3 separate regions of the Mus musculus genome follow, and regions 1 and 3 are each linked to region 2. Evidence: chromatin contacts called from ENCODE Hi-C data. All regions are on one chromosome and are shown on one strand. The core of a region is the stretch at or near the end of the contact, and the rest is flanking DNA. Distances in the headings are between cores, read along the strand shown. Region 1 holds the start of Efnb3 (ephrin B3). Region 2 overlaps Abr (active BCR-related gene). Region 3 overlaps Myh3 (myosin, heavy polypeptide 3, skeletal muscle, embryonic).

Evidence for each region. A loop is a pair of places that touch in the nucleus more often than their neighbours do.
Region 1: a map of T-helper 1 cell shows a loop between it and region 2 (23-fold over the local background). The contact joins the promoter of Efnb3 here to the enhancer-like site in region 2. A Hi-C loop is called at or near these places in 3 of 37 maps with a recorded cell type or tissue (T-helper 1 cell, T-helper 2 cell and regulatory T cell).
Region 3: a map of T-helper 1 cell shows a loop between it and region 2 (41-fold over the local background). The contact joins two enhancer-like sites. A Hi-C loop is called at or near these places in 4 of 37 maps with a recorded cell type or tissue (T-helper 1 cell, T-helper 17 cell and regulatory T cell).

What each region holds. Positions count from the first base shown.
Region 1 is chr11:69,558,901-69,563,258 of GRCm38, reverse strand. It overlaps Efnb3 (ephrin B3), which reads left to right and starts at 3,022. Exons shown (of 5, transcript NM_007911.5): 1 at 3,022-3,567. The coding sequence starts at 3,446. Wrap53 (WD repeat containing, antisense to Trp53) reads left to right here. Exons shown (of 10, transcript NM_144824.3): 7 at 402-610; 8 at 762-865; 9 at 1,000-1,137; 10 at 1,240-1,505. The coding sequence ends at 1,480.
Region 2 is chr11:76,545,948-76,550,088 of GRCm38, reverse strand. All of the region lies in intron 1 of Abr (active BCR-related gene), which reads left to right. Among named protein-coding and RNA genes, the nearest start is that of Abr, 23 kb to the left of the region's middle. Within about 2 kb of position 2,415, at least 1 of the 3 ENCODE cell types and tissues checked has a DNase peak (open chromatin) inside an H3K27ac peak, as active enhancers do.
Region 3 is chr11:67,094,835-67,099,189 of GRCm38, reverse strand. Myh3 (myosin, heavy polypeptide 3, skeletal muscle, embryonic) reads right to left here. Exons shown (of 41, transcript NM_001099635.1): 27 at 4,327-4,355; 28 at 4,109-4,235; 29 at 3,063-3,181; 30 at 2,693-2,889; 31 at 2,132-2,315; 32 at 1,146-1,311; 33 at 488-612; 34 at 1-12. Among named protein-coding and RNA genes, the nearest start is that of Mir6923, 2.8 kb to the left of the region's middle. Within about 2 kb of position 2,940, at least 1 of the 3 ENCODE cell types and tissues checked has a DNase peak (open chromatin) inside an H3K27ac peak, as active enhancers do.

The DNA of each region.
Region 1 (4,358 bases), core at 1,773-4,272, 7.0 Mb after region 2:
GGGGCCTCGAGTGAGCTTGGGTACCTGTTGACAGTACAAGCCTGGTAGGCACAAGTCCATCCGAAGGAGACAGCAGCCTCCGGGCATAGAGGGAGCCCTCCCCAGGCTCTTCTGTTGGGTTAGACAGGCATTGTACCACTGAACTTTAGAAAGTTGAAGGGGAAGGAGAGTCCCATTTCCTGTAGGCCTTTAGCTCTTCATCCCTTCCAGGAAAAGTGGGATGTGAGAGGGAAGAAGGGCGCTAGGCTCTTTAGGGAACTGAGTGACCCGGGAACCATACGAGATCGTCAGATTGCTTGTGACAAACATGGCGGCGGATTGAGTCCCAGCATGTCGGTGGAGGGTGGAGGCCATTAGCTAGGTAACGCCCTGTACTAACTGTTCTCTTGTTTCCTCCACAGCCAAAAAGCAGGGCCAGAGCGGTATCATCTCCTGTATAGCCTTCAGTCCATCCCAGCCCCTCTATGCCTGTGGCTCCTACGGCCGCACCATAGGCCTGTATGCCTGGGATGATGGTTCGCCTCTTGCCTTGCTGGGAGGCCACCAAGGGGGTATCACCCACCTTTGCTTTCACCCTGATGGCAATCTCTTCTTCTCGGGAGCCCGAAAGGTATTGGTCAGAGCCCAAAGCATGTGGGTAGTCAGGAGTGGGGATGTTGTCTGTAACGTGTTAAAATGTGCCAAGTTTGAGGGACTCAGGGAGGCTGAGGTGGAGTCAGCAGAGAGAGTGGCTGACTCCAGACCCCTGTTCTTATCTTTAGGATGCTGAACTTCTGTGCTGGGATCTCCGGCAGCCAGGCCACCTCCTGTGGTCTCTGAGTCGGGAAGTGACCACTAATCAGCGCATCTACTTTGATCTGGACCCGTAAGTGGCTCTGGCCCCTTCCAGGCTCAAGCAAGGATGTCAGAATGCTGCCGTAGGGGTCTAGGCCACTACATAGGAATGGCTTCTACCCCAAGGGTCATGCCTGTCTGCTACAAATCTCCCGTCTTTCCCAGGAGCGGTCAGTTCCTAGTGAGCGGCAACACCAGTGGAGTTGTCTCTGTGTGGGATATCAGTGGAGCTCTTAGTGACGACAGCAAGCTGGAACCCGTGGTGACTTTTCTGCCTCAGAAGGACTGCACCAACGGAGTCAGGTCCTCATTCCCTGAAGGAGCTTGGGGCTAGGGTTTGGGAGGAAGGTGGGTTTCTTGGGTATTATCTTGAACTAGGTGCTGACCGACTGCTCTCTTCTCCAGCCTTCACCCTACCTTGCCTCTACTGGCCACTGCTTCTGGCCAGCGCGTGTTCCCTGAGCCCACCAATAGCGGGGATGAAGGTGAGCTGGAGCTGGAGCTTCCTCTGCTCTCCCTGTGCCACGCCCATCCCGAATGTCAGCTTCAGCTCTGGTGGTGTGGAGGGGGACCTGACCCCAGTAGCCCTGTTGACGACCAGGATGAAAAGGGACAAAGAAGGACAGAGGCTGTGGGGATGAGTTAATATAAAGACTTTGTGTCACACTGGAGTCATTGTGTCTGTTCGGGGTGGCACGTGACTGGTGGTAGTAGGTTCCTTTGTCCGGCATCTGTGGGGTCTGGCATATTGTTCCCAAAACCAAGGGGCTGAGGGGTGGGACCAGGCAGGAGCCAATGAGGTGCTGAGCATGGTGTGAAGTCAAGCAGGTGGGGGTGGGGTCTCATGCCATTGACTGTGTGGTTGCTAGGCAACTTGGTAAACTGAGGAGCAAACCTGTTTAAAATCTCACTCCTGAGGTGGCTGCATCAGGGGTCAGAGTGAGCTGGCCTGAGCAGGGGTGGCAGACGATTGAGTGTGACTGTGAGACTAAGCAGACAGTGACAGACAGACAAGTCAGTGCTGATGGCTGCACACCGCCCTGTTTACTATCATGCAGCTGCAGAAGAGAAGGGTGCAAGACACGGTGTCCCACTGCACCCCAGTAGGCAAAGGAAGGACACACAGGAAGGAGCAAACAGAAAAACAGCTGCTTCTTATTGGACTCCCTCTAGACTGCGGCGCACGCTCGGGCAAGGGGCTTGCTCGGTAGTTCTTCGTGCTTCTCCATCTGTCCACTCTCCCTCCTCCCCACACACCTTGTCAAATACCCAGAATGAGAGTCTTTGAAGAGATGCTGTCAACGGGGCCATGGTGGGGACCACAGTCAAAGGGAAAGGAGCAGCCTGTGGAGGATTGGGCTGGAAGGAGAGGAATGTCGCCCCTGCCGGGAGGTGCTGAAAGCCTTGCTTCTTACACCCAAGAAGGCAGCTCCTCCCTTCCCCCAGGATAATTGGAAACAGCCTTTCCTGTGGATTGCTGCTTTGGGGTTATAGGTACCCCCTTTCCTCTCCCAGTCATACTTTTCTCCGTGATCACCCAAGAAGGGCCAAAATTTACTACTCCCTGGTCTCTTCGTCTAATCCACAGAAAACAGTAAAGGGTCCAAGAAACCGTGACAAAATGAACCCCAGGAAAGGGGGAGTTCAGCAGCCTAGATTGTGTCTTCGGGGTTTTCCTAAACTCCCCGTGTGACCTTGGGCAAGTCACGGGGTCCCCTCTCAACCTGGATAGCTCTACCCCCTCCCACTTCACACAGGTAGCCCATCAACTTAGCGTTACTTTGTGAAGTGCCTAGCCTTCAAGGTTATCATTATCCTCTCCAGACCGCCTGGAAAGCCGCGGTGTTGTTTTGGAATGGGAGAGGAGTAGGCTGCGGGGAGCAAAGGGGGAAGGTTTTTTCGGGGTGGAGAGGGCAAGAGCCTTTCTGGATGCTAGCGAGGAAGATTCCAAACGCTCGGGCAATCGGAGGGCAGGAAGGAAAGCAAGTAGAAACTCAGCCAGAGACGGACACTGCCAGAGACAAAGGGGGCGTGAGAGACCGCGCCGGGCAGCGAGGCGGGGTGGCGGACGGGAGGTGTGCGAGGTGAGGGAGGTGTGGGGGGCGTGGGCCGCGGGATGCGACGCCCGCTCCGACTGTGCTCCAGCTCCGGTTTTTCCCTCCACCATGCTCTCCCCCTCCCCGCCTCTCCTTTAACTCCCCCCTCCTGGGCTCGGGACTGGTTTCCTCCCTTAGCCCGCTGCCCTCAATCCCGGCGAGGCTGGGGCTCCAGCTCGGTGTCTCCTTCTTCGCTCCCTTGCCCGGCGCCTCATGTTGCCCCCGCCCGGCCCTCGGCTCCCCATGTCCCCCACGTAGCGGGGCGCACAAATCCCGAGGTGCGGCGCGTGGGCCGGGGGCGCGTAAGGCGCCTGCAGACGGCCCCTGCAAGGGTTCTTGTGGGGCTGAGCGCTCTGGAGCCGGGGAGCAAGCATCGCAGAAAAGAGGGTCCTTGTGGGAGCTGGGGGTGACTAGCCACCCACCAGGGTGACTGGGGTTCCACAGCGTGGTAGCCACCCCTGGGGGTGAGAGACTTTGGGGGAGTTGGTGCCCCGCCCCCAGGCCTTGGTAGGGTCATGGGGGCCCCCCATTTTGGGCCAGGGGGTGTGCAAGTCGGGGCCCTGCTGCTGTTAGGTTTTGCGGGGCTGGTATCTGGACTCAGCCTGGAGCCTGTCTACTGGAACTCGGCGAATAAGAGGTGAGTGGTTGGGACTGAGGAGATTCCAGTCCCATGGATAAGGGATATGGAAGCTTTGAGACTAACCGGGCTAGGATTCTGAGCTGAGAGGGGGCTGGCAGAAGGGTGCTTGCTGTAGCGCTGAGGTGAGGTGACAGGTTACAAGACAGAGCAATGATCTTGAGAGCCAGACTCCTAGTCTCACAGAGCTGGTTGTGGGTGGTGATACCATGTGTCAGGAGTTGGGAGATCTTAAAGGGGCAAAGATAAAGTTCACGGGCAGGGGGAGGGCAATGGAGTGGCTATTTGGCTCTGGAGGAGACCTGTGTCATCTGCGTTGAAGGGAGCCTGGTTAATGTCAGCTCTCGGGAGAGAGGTGCTGAATGGGTGCTGCTGAGGCACTGAGGAGAAGGGCAGGGACACCTAGCTCCCAGGAGGCACTCGGTGTTGCAGATGAGGGGGAAGGGGGTTCAGTTTGGGGCTATAGAACAACCCACCCAAGGTTCCTTGACTCTCAGTCTGTGTTCCCAACTGGTGTTCACAGCCAGAGGACTAGTTGACCCTTTGGTTGAACAGTTTGGCAACTAGAACATGGTCCTGTCTTCCTGGTTTGGTGGACTCTTTCTGGAGGCCCCTCAAAGCCCCCTCCTTCTCTCCTGCCACTGGGAGTCCTGAGGGTGCCACTGGCCTCTCCAGTCATCTTGACCGACCGCAAACTCTCCCATCGGGGACTCCGGTCCCTGACATGCTAGCTTTGCTTGGAAAGAGGCCAAGGGTCAGTCAGTCACACAGGGCAGACAGAACCTCTGGGA
Region 2 (4,141 bases), core at 1,166-3,665:
ATGCGCTGGACATCTCCCCAGTGCTGCAAGGTTAGACTCAGAGGGGTAGTTACGGTCTGTCCCATGATCTTGAAAACACTTAAAGACAGAAAAAACTAACGAAGAACAAAAGAGCAATAAAACAAATCAGACGCGCAGCGCGGTTTCGGCGTAAAACCGAAAGCAAAAATCCAGACGGGGGCGGGAAGTGTCTCTGTCTCTCGTCCCCCAACAAAGCCACGTACAGTGGCGGAGCTCCAAAAAGTCCGACTCGGGTAGGTTAACTGATACAGAATGGGCCACAAAACGGGCCCCCGAGGCCGCTGGGACGTCTCCCAGGGGCTGCGGCCGGGAATACGAACTCGTCAGTTCTTCCGCGGAACCGCCAGATACAGATCTAGTTAGCCAACTAGTACAGACGCAGGCGCAAACATTAGATGCCGGCACAAACACGCACGGAGACAGAGACAGACACGAAACGACCGCTGGCCAGCTTACCTCCCGGCGGGGGTCGGTGGTCCCTGGGCAGGGGTCTCCTGATCTCGGTGGAACCTCCAAATGAAAGACCCCCCCCAGGTGGGCAGTCAATCAATCTGAGGAGACCCTCCCAAGGATCAGCGAGTCCACGATTCGGATGTAAACAGCAAGAGGCTTTATTGGGAACACGGGTACCCGGGCGACTCAGTCTATCGGAGGACTGGCGCGCCGAGTGTGGAGTTTTTACCCTTTTTATAGGGCTAGGGCTGGGGAGCAAAAAGCGCGGTTACAGAAGCGAGAAGCGAGCTGGTTGGTTAGTTCGAATAAGGTTTGGGGTACTTCCCGGTCATTTGGGGAAACTGAGGTGGGACTTTTTAGATCTAAACAATGTCTATTTTCAAGAAATGGGTAGGGGAGGGGTACAAGGAAAGAGTCTAATGAAGGTTCAGCAATGGGCACATATCTGGTCAGAACATTGGCAGACACACAGGTTCAAGGAGTGACCAGAGCACTGTGCACCTCTATTTTTCTAAATCAGTGAAGCTAGTTCTGCTAACACTGACGTCTATCGGGGCTTCTGTGTCTGTTGCTGGTTCCGCTTTATCTGAGAACCATCTGTTCTTGGCCCTGAGCCGGGGCCCAGGTGCTTGATCACCGATATCCTGTTCGGCCCCTGTCCCAGTGCTATTCAGCCTTGATCTTTAACTGTTAATCTATAACTGAACTTCCTTGTAACTTTTGAGAACCCAGCTCGGGTACTTTTTCATGCCTTGCAAAATGGCGTTACTACAGCTAGCTTGCTAAGCCTTATGGTGGGGTCTTTCACCCTGACTTGGAGGTTTGAGGGGCGCCTACCTTGGTAGGCAGTAGGAGCAGTGTTCTGTCCCTGGTACAAAACCTTCAGTGAGTGAAAGCAAAAAACGATCTCTTTGCCTGGAAAGGAAGAATAGAACACAAGCTTGCTGTCAGAGCTATATTGTGGCCTGAGGACTCTCGGTGGCTGGTTGTGGCTGGTGAGCTGTTCCCACAGCCTGGGCCTTGCAGCAGGTGCCTGCAAGCATCCTTCACCCTTTCCCTGAGGCAAAGCCCTCAGTCCTTTCCAGTTGGGTGTGCATTTGTAGATTCAGCCAACTGCAGATTGTAAATATTCAGAGAAAAATGCATATCTTGAGCACATGCAGGCTTTTTTTTTTCCTTGTCACGATTCCCTAAACTAAAGAAAGGAATAATGAACAAAACTCAACCCATCTGCCTCTGTTCCTTTCAGAATATTCAGCGGGGCCATTCTGTTCCTACCATATCTGGTCCAAACTGTCTGTAAGAATTCCCCATGCCTAGAGACCCCCTTGTTATACATTCTGATCCCCAGCACCTCAGCACACTCTCCAGGTTGTGACCAATGAGACTCTTCATGTCCCACAACAAGCCTGTCCTTCTAGCTCAGCATGCTGCCTCACCCCAGTCATTACCACCTCCAAGAGGGCTCCCCGGCTTGACTGTAGTACTCATCTTAACAAGATGCTAACTGAGCCACATCCTTTAGCACTTCCTTACCTATTATCTTACAGTGAAGTTGTGTTTCATGCCAGTTACCAGTTCTTCTTTGCCAGATTCTATCCTTGGAGGTTGTATTCTTAGGATACTAGGACACTGTTCTCAGCACTTCACCTACCTGCCAAAGTACCAATTGTTCCTGTTCTTTTTAAATGGAGGAGGTCATCTGCTCCTCCCCTCCCGTGCCTTCCTTAGGTCACTGCCCAGATAGCTGGGGTGTTCATTCTGTAGATTCCCCTAGGCGGGCTCTTCTGGAGGACCTTATTCAGTGTTTGAAAAGCTCTACTTGCCCAGTCAGACTGATAAGAGATGGGCTGCTTAGCCATTTAAACTCCTCTTCCTTTCCTCTACTCTTGCTAGGCACCGTGGCTGGGCTGCAAATGCTTGACACGAGGCAGATGAACAGGCGAAAAATGACTTGAGTTCAGTGCCTATGCAATGAGCCCCACAGAAGATGCGAGGGAATGCTCAGATGGCTGAAGTGTGTGTGCATATGGTCCTCCCTGTCTGTGGCTTCTACATCCACAGATTCAAACAACTACAGATGAAAAATACTCAGCAGGATGGGCAGTGTCTTTACTATAGGTCATATAATGACGGTTTAGAGGACAGAGGCTAGGACATGTGCCTGACTGCTGAGCTATGGCTCTAGCCCCTCCCTGTGCCTAATTTACTTTTTGTAGTACTTGCTGTGAAACAACTCAGGGCCTTGGGAAGACTAGGCAAGCGCTGTGTGATCAAACTACAACCCCGTTTGCTGTTTTATACAAAGCATTTCAGCATCCAGGGGTTTTGAGATCCCTTAGGGATCCTGAGCTCAAGTCACCCCTGATCCTAGCTCCCATATTAGTACAGATTCCTGAGCTACACAAAGGAATAAAGACCTGGGGCTCCTGGGGATGGTGACAGCACAGGCTGGGGGTGGGAGGAGGGGCAGGAGCAGGGACATGGAGGCTTTGTTTAGTGAATCCAGATTGTTTTGTTATGTGTTAGAACATCTGAGGTAATAAAAGTGGTCTGGACCAGCCCTCTTCCTGTCACAGGTACTTGACTAACATAGATTTCCTTTGTAAATGTAAATTTATTTTAAAATGACATTTTTTTTCCAGAGCTATTTCCTCATCTGAGTTGTCTTAGAATAACTAGCTTAAAACGTGCCAAAGTAGCCAGTCTGAGTTTATTCCCCAGGACCCACCCATGTAGAAGGAGAGAACTGAGTCCAGCAAGTTATTCTGTGACCTTCACACACTAATTGACACCCGGTGCATCATCTGCACATGTGCACACACATAACAAATAAGATAAATGTAATTAAAATTAAAGAAAAAAACCAAAAACCCAAGGGAATGCTATTTGGGGTGGCATGTTCTTGGGAGGGGTGCCCTGAGCTGAGCAGGTGGGGTGCTTTGTGATTGGTTGGGAGTGGAGTAAAGCAAAGACGCATGCTGGAGACAGCGATCTGTTTTTCCCTTTGAAACCTGTTTTTCTAGCACACGAGCATCCAAGAGAATTGTGAACAAGAAGGATGCCAGGAGGAGGGAGAGCTGGGTGCCAGGAGAGGAGAGGGCAGTTGGGAAAACATTGCAGAGCTCAGGTCCATGATCCTCTGCCCTGGCTGTAACTCAGGGTCAGCCTCAACTGTTGACCACTGTTAATCAGCTGAGTGTCCTGTGCAGAGAGCATTTTCACTCTGCACCAGAGGGTTTAGCCTCCTGTTGTACATTTGCCAAGAGCCTCTGGGGATGCCTTGATGCCCACCCCAGAAGGACCTAGATTCCAAAACCCATCCCAGCACTCATTTAGCCAGTGACTGTCCTTTTCCTCCCAGCTCCCCAATTCCTGTAGGATAAGATCTCAGCTCCTTAGAGTGACACAGGAAGCTAGCTCCGATTGCTAGCTTCTTGGCCTCTCAGCTGAGATGAAGAACAACGGCTGATGCCTGCTCATCTCTAGCATAGCCTTTCCTGGTGCCCCGTCCACATTAGGAGCCTCTCACCTTATGGTCCAGACCCACCATGCATTTTGCAAATTCTGCTCTTTGCCTATAGCATGCGTTTGTGCCTTTTTGGGCCAGGCTAAGTTGAGGCTGAAGGTCACCTCAGCAGCAACGTACTGGGGATTGGGGTCTAGA
Region 3 (4,355 bases), core at 1,691-4,190, 9.5 Mb after region 2:
CTCAAGAGCTGCCTTTAAAAGACAAAGCAAAGAAAGAACAGGTCCTGCGCTGCTCTAGAGCAGACCACACAACCTTGGGTCAGCAGAACTCTGAGGAGAGATTCCTAAGTCAAATTCCATAATAGTCAAAACTACCTTTAAGTAAACTAACTTACCTTTAGTGCAGAAGTGAAAGATTTTATGGTTAATCATTTATGATTGTGCAAAAACCAAAAGTATTTACAATCTTCCAGTTACTTAAGAGCAAGAAGCACCTTACAGCTATTCTAACTTCAGCTAAGGGTTTGCAAATTTTCAGCCGTAAACCTATTGTAACATAATGATTTTCTCCAACTTAAGACAACTCACAGGCATTATCTTACTCAGGCACACAGTCATAGGGAAGGAGCGAGCACTGGGTTCATGATTCCAGAAGCATAAAGTGTGAACGTCTCGGGTACCACGCTGTTGCCCCTGTTCTGGCTGCTGCCTCCCAACCCATCCTCACCTCTGCTTCCTCCAGCGCCATCTGGATGTCAGCCTTCTCCAGCTCCATCTGTTTTCTGGATTTCTCTAGCTCATGGATGCTTTTACCGTTCTCGGCAATCTGTTCAGTGAGATCTGCTATCTCTTCTGCAATGAAATGAGCTCGCATTGCATCTGAACGCCTGCCTCTGCACAGGCTCCTGGGAATGTGAAGCGCCCACTAGATGCCTGTCGTTAGCTCTCTGTAACTCTAAAGACCTCTGCTTCTCAGAGCTAAGACATAGTATAGAGACTCAAAACAACAACTTGCTGGGTTGGAGAGATAGCTCAGCGGTTAAAAGCACTGACTGCTCTTCCAGAGGTCCTGAGTTCAATTCCCAGCAACCACATGGTGGCTCACAACCATCTGCAATGGGATCTCATGCCCTCTTCTGGTGTGTCTGAAGAGAACGTACCCATATAAATTAGATAGATAGATAGATAGATAGATAGATAGATAGATAGATAGATAGATCTTTAAGAAAAACCAACTTGTCAACAGTGAACAGTTTCTATTGGTGCATCAGCAGACCCATGTAGAGGAGCTTGAATAACAGAGTCTCATCCACCCTCACACACTCTGGCCACGATGGGTGACAAGAAGGGTTTCCCACAACCTCGGACAGTTCGGAAAGGCTTACGTTCTAAGTTCTTATTCTCCCGTTTCACGGTTTCAAGTTGATCCAAGGCTTCTTCATAGGCATTCTTCAGTTTGAAGAGCTCAGTGCTCAAGGACCGGGATTCCTTGAGAGCTGCCTCCAGCTCGGCTTGGCTCTCCTCACACTTCGTCTTCCACTCAGCTAGCACCTGCAGCAGCATCGTGGAGAGGTTCTGTCAGTGAACTCTCTGCCAAGCATCTAACAGAATGTCACCCCTGAAGTGGCTACTCTCAGAGTTAGGGTTCTCTACCATTGCCTGGTCTAGATCACTGAATAAGCAAAGATGTTATTCCATTAGCTTATTCTAGATAATCAATCAGTAACTGCTGCCATATCCAGAAGACAAATGAATTCCTTTTTTAAAAAATTTATTTATTTATCATATGTAAGTACACTGTCGCTGTCTTCAGACACACCAGAAGAGGGCATCAGATCTCATTATGAATGGTTGTGAGCCACCATGTGGATGCTGGGATTTGAACTCAGGACCTTTGGAAGAGCAGTCAGTGCTCTTACCCGCTGAGCCATCTCGCCAGCCCCACAAATGAATTCTTAAAGAAGGAATTAGCGAGACACGATCACTCTTTTCCTAATACCAAAAAAAAAAAAAAAAAATAGCCCTGAAGGGAAGGATTTCATTAAAGCACTGGTTCAAACCATGCCTGTGTGTCACAGGGAGGGACCTAAGATGGAGCTTCAGCCACATAAAGGCACAAGTATGAGCGATGGAAAAGATCGTGTCCTGGTGGAAACTGTCTCATTGCTACAACAATCCTCTCAAGGGACTTCTGTCCCATCCCATTCTCAGTCCATGTCACAATGGAGAAACAAATTGCTAGTGAAGTTCGGGGAATTTTTTTAAGGCCTCCATGCTAAAGAAGGGCAGAGCAGGGAGCCTCTCCTTCCTCCTCCAGCCCCCACAACGTGCCCACGCCACGGAGCTCAGCCAGCACGGAGCGTCCCTGCACCTTGTCAAAGTTCCTCTGCTTCTTGTCCAGAGCGGCAGCCAGGGAGTTGGCTCTTTCCACATCCACCATCAGGTCCTCCACCTCCCCTTGCAGCCTCTGCTTGGTCTTTTCCAAGGAAGCACATTTGGCATTTACAGCCTCTACCTGCTCCTCCGAATCCTGAAGGCGCTGCGCAAGCTTTTTTCTTCAAGAAAACGAGAAGAAAGCTGATGTCATTAAGTTTCAATCTTCTCCACGAGCATCACTGCTCACCAAGCTGGAGATACCAACCGCGTGGCTCACACACCTCTGCTCGTAAACCTTAAGAGAATGCCCCCATCTGCTCAGAGTCTGTGATCAATGGCCTTTCTCCGGTCTAACCAGGATCAAAGCTGGTGTCTGAATGAACTGAATTCGTTCGGTTACATTTTACATTTCAGCCAGTGTTACATTTAAAGACTCCTTGATGGGGAAATCTTGAGAAACAAATCAAATTCACTCTTTAGATTCATCCCTGAGTCACTCTAGAGCCAGTGTGCTAAGCTATGAGATCCCTTAAGCGTTCTAATTAGAGACACATACTTGGCCTCCTCCAGCTCCTCCGTGCGCTGGATGGCATCCGTTTCATACTTGGTCCTCCACTGGGCCACCTCGCTGTTGGCCTTGGACAGTGCCCTCTGCAGCTCGGCTTTGCCTTCCTGCTCCTCCTCGTACTGTTCCCGCAGCAGGTCACAGTCATGGCGGGAGGACTGCAGGGCGTGGGCCAGCGCGTTCTTGGCCTTAAGAAAAAAATGAAAAGACACCCCAGTGGATTAGGAGTGTGTACAGCACACAAGTCAGATGCGCCCTGCTCTCAGCACTGGCTGAATCATCACTTCTTTTCCAATCTTGATTCTATTTTGCAGATGCCATTTGAAAACGAGAAGAAGAAAGCCTCCTTCAGAGTGGGTACCTTGTTCTCTTCCTCCAGTTGCCTCTTGAGCTCCTCTATCTGTTGGGTAAAGGCCTGCTTGCTCCTGGAGAGCTGAGATACAATGCTTTCCTTTTCTTCTAGTTGACGACTCAGCTCACCTGTGTCAGGAAGGAAATAGCTCATTCATTCATTCATTCGTTCATTCGTTCATTCATCCATTCACTCGCTGACCAAGTGTAAGACATTGGGCCAAATGGGGTTGCAAATAATAAAGGTGAGAGACCCCCCTCCTCTTGAGAGTAGGGGTGTATCCCTGAAAAGCAAATAGCAGCCTAGTAAAATACTACTGTAAACCCTACGCAGCCAGGAGTGACCTCTGCCGGTGAAAGCTGAGAGAACCATTATGAGTGTGAACATCACCAGGGTACCTCTCTGCTCCCAAAGCTCCTCCCCAGTGGCTGCTGACTGCAGCTGTGTCATTAAGGAAAACACTTAGGACTTGGCCTCTCTGGAAATTTGAAATTAGACTCTTGGGTGAATATGATCAGCTGGAGTGTGTGCAGAAGTCAGAGGGGGAAGGCAGGCAAGCAGTAGAAAGGCTGGGCCCCTCCTGGTCCCATCCAGGTCCTGTCAGATGGAAGCCTGACCCTCCACTGGCTTCCCGTTTTCACTGAGGAGACTCAGTGTTCTCCTCCAGGCGGTTTGGGGCAGCCTGGTCTGTGTGTTATTTCCATTTACTTTCTTTCTGAAAGTGTGTTGTTAGAAAGCCTCCCTCACCAGCTGTGGGTGATGCAGGCCTTTAAAAACAGTGTTGTGGACGCAGAGGCAGGCAGATCTCTGTTAAGTTCCAGGCCATCCTGGTCTACACAGGGAGTTTCAGGCCAGCCTGTTTTACACAAGGAGTTCTAGGCCAACCAGGGTTGTAAGGTGGGGCCCTGTCTTTAAAACAAAGCAAAGCAAAACAAAACAAAACATTCTCTCCCCGCAAAGGGTGCTGCCCTTAGGAGGGAAAACCTTCTGGCATTCCAGCTTGGCATCTGGACATAGCATCCAGGCTAGATTGAACTGAACCAAGCTTGGCTCACCCGCCTCTGTCTGCAGCCGGGACTTCTGTGTGGTCAGCTCACTTAGGCTCCTCTGCATCTCCTCATTCTTGCCCCTGGCCTCACTTAACTGATCCTCTAGAGTTCGGCAGATCTTCTCCAGATTGGCCTGCGGGTTGGAAAGAGGAGGGAGGTCGGCAGGTGTCCTTAGGTTGACTCACTGCAGCTGCCCCTCCGGATCTGCCTAGCCGCTCCCTCACCTTGGATTTGGACACGCTCTCTACGCTGC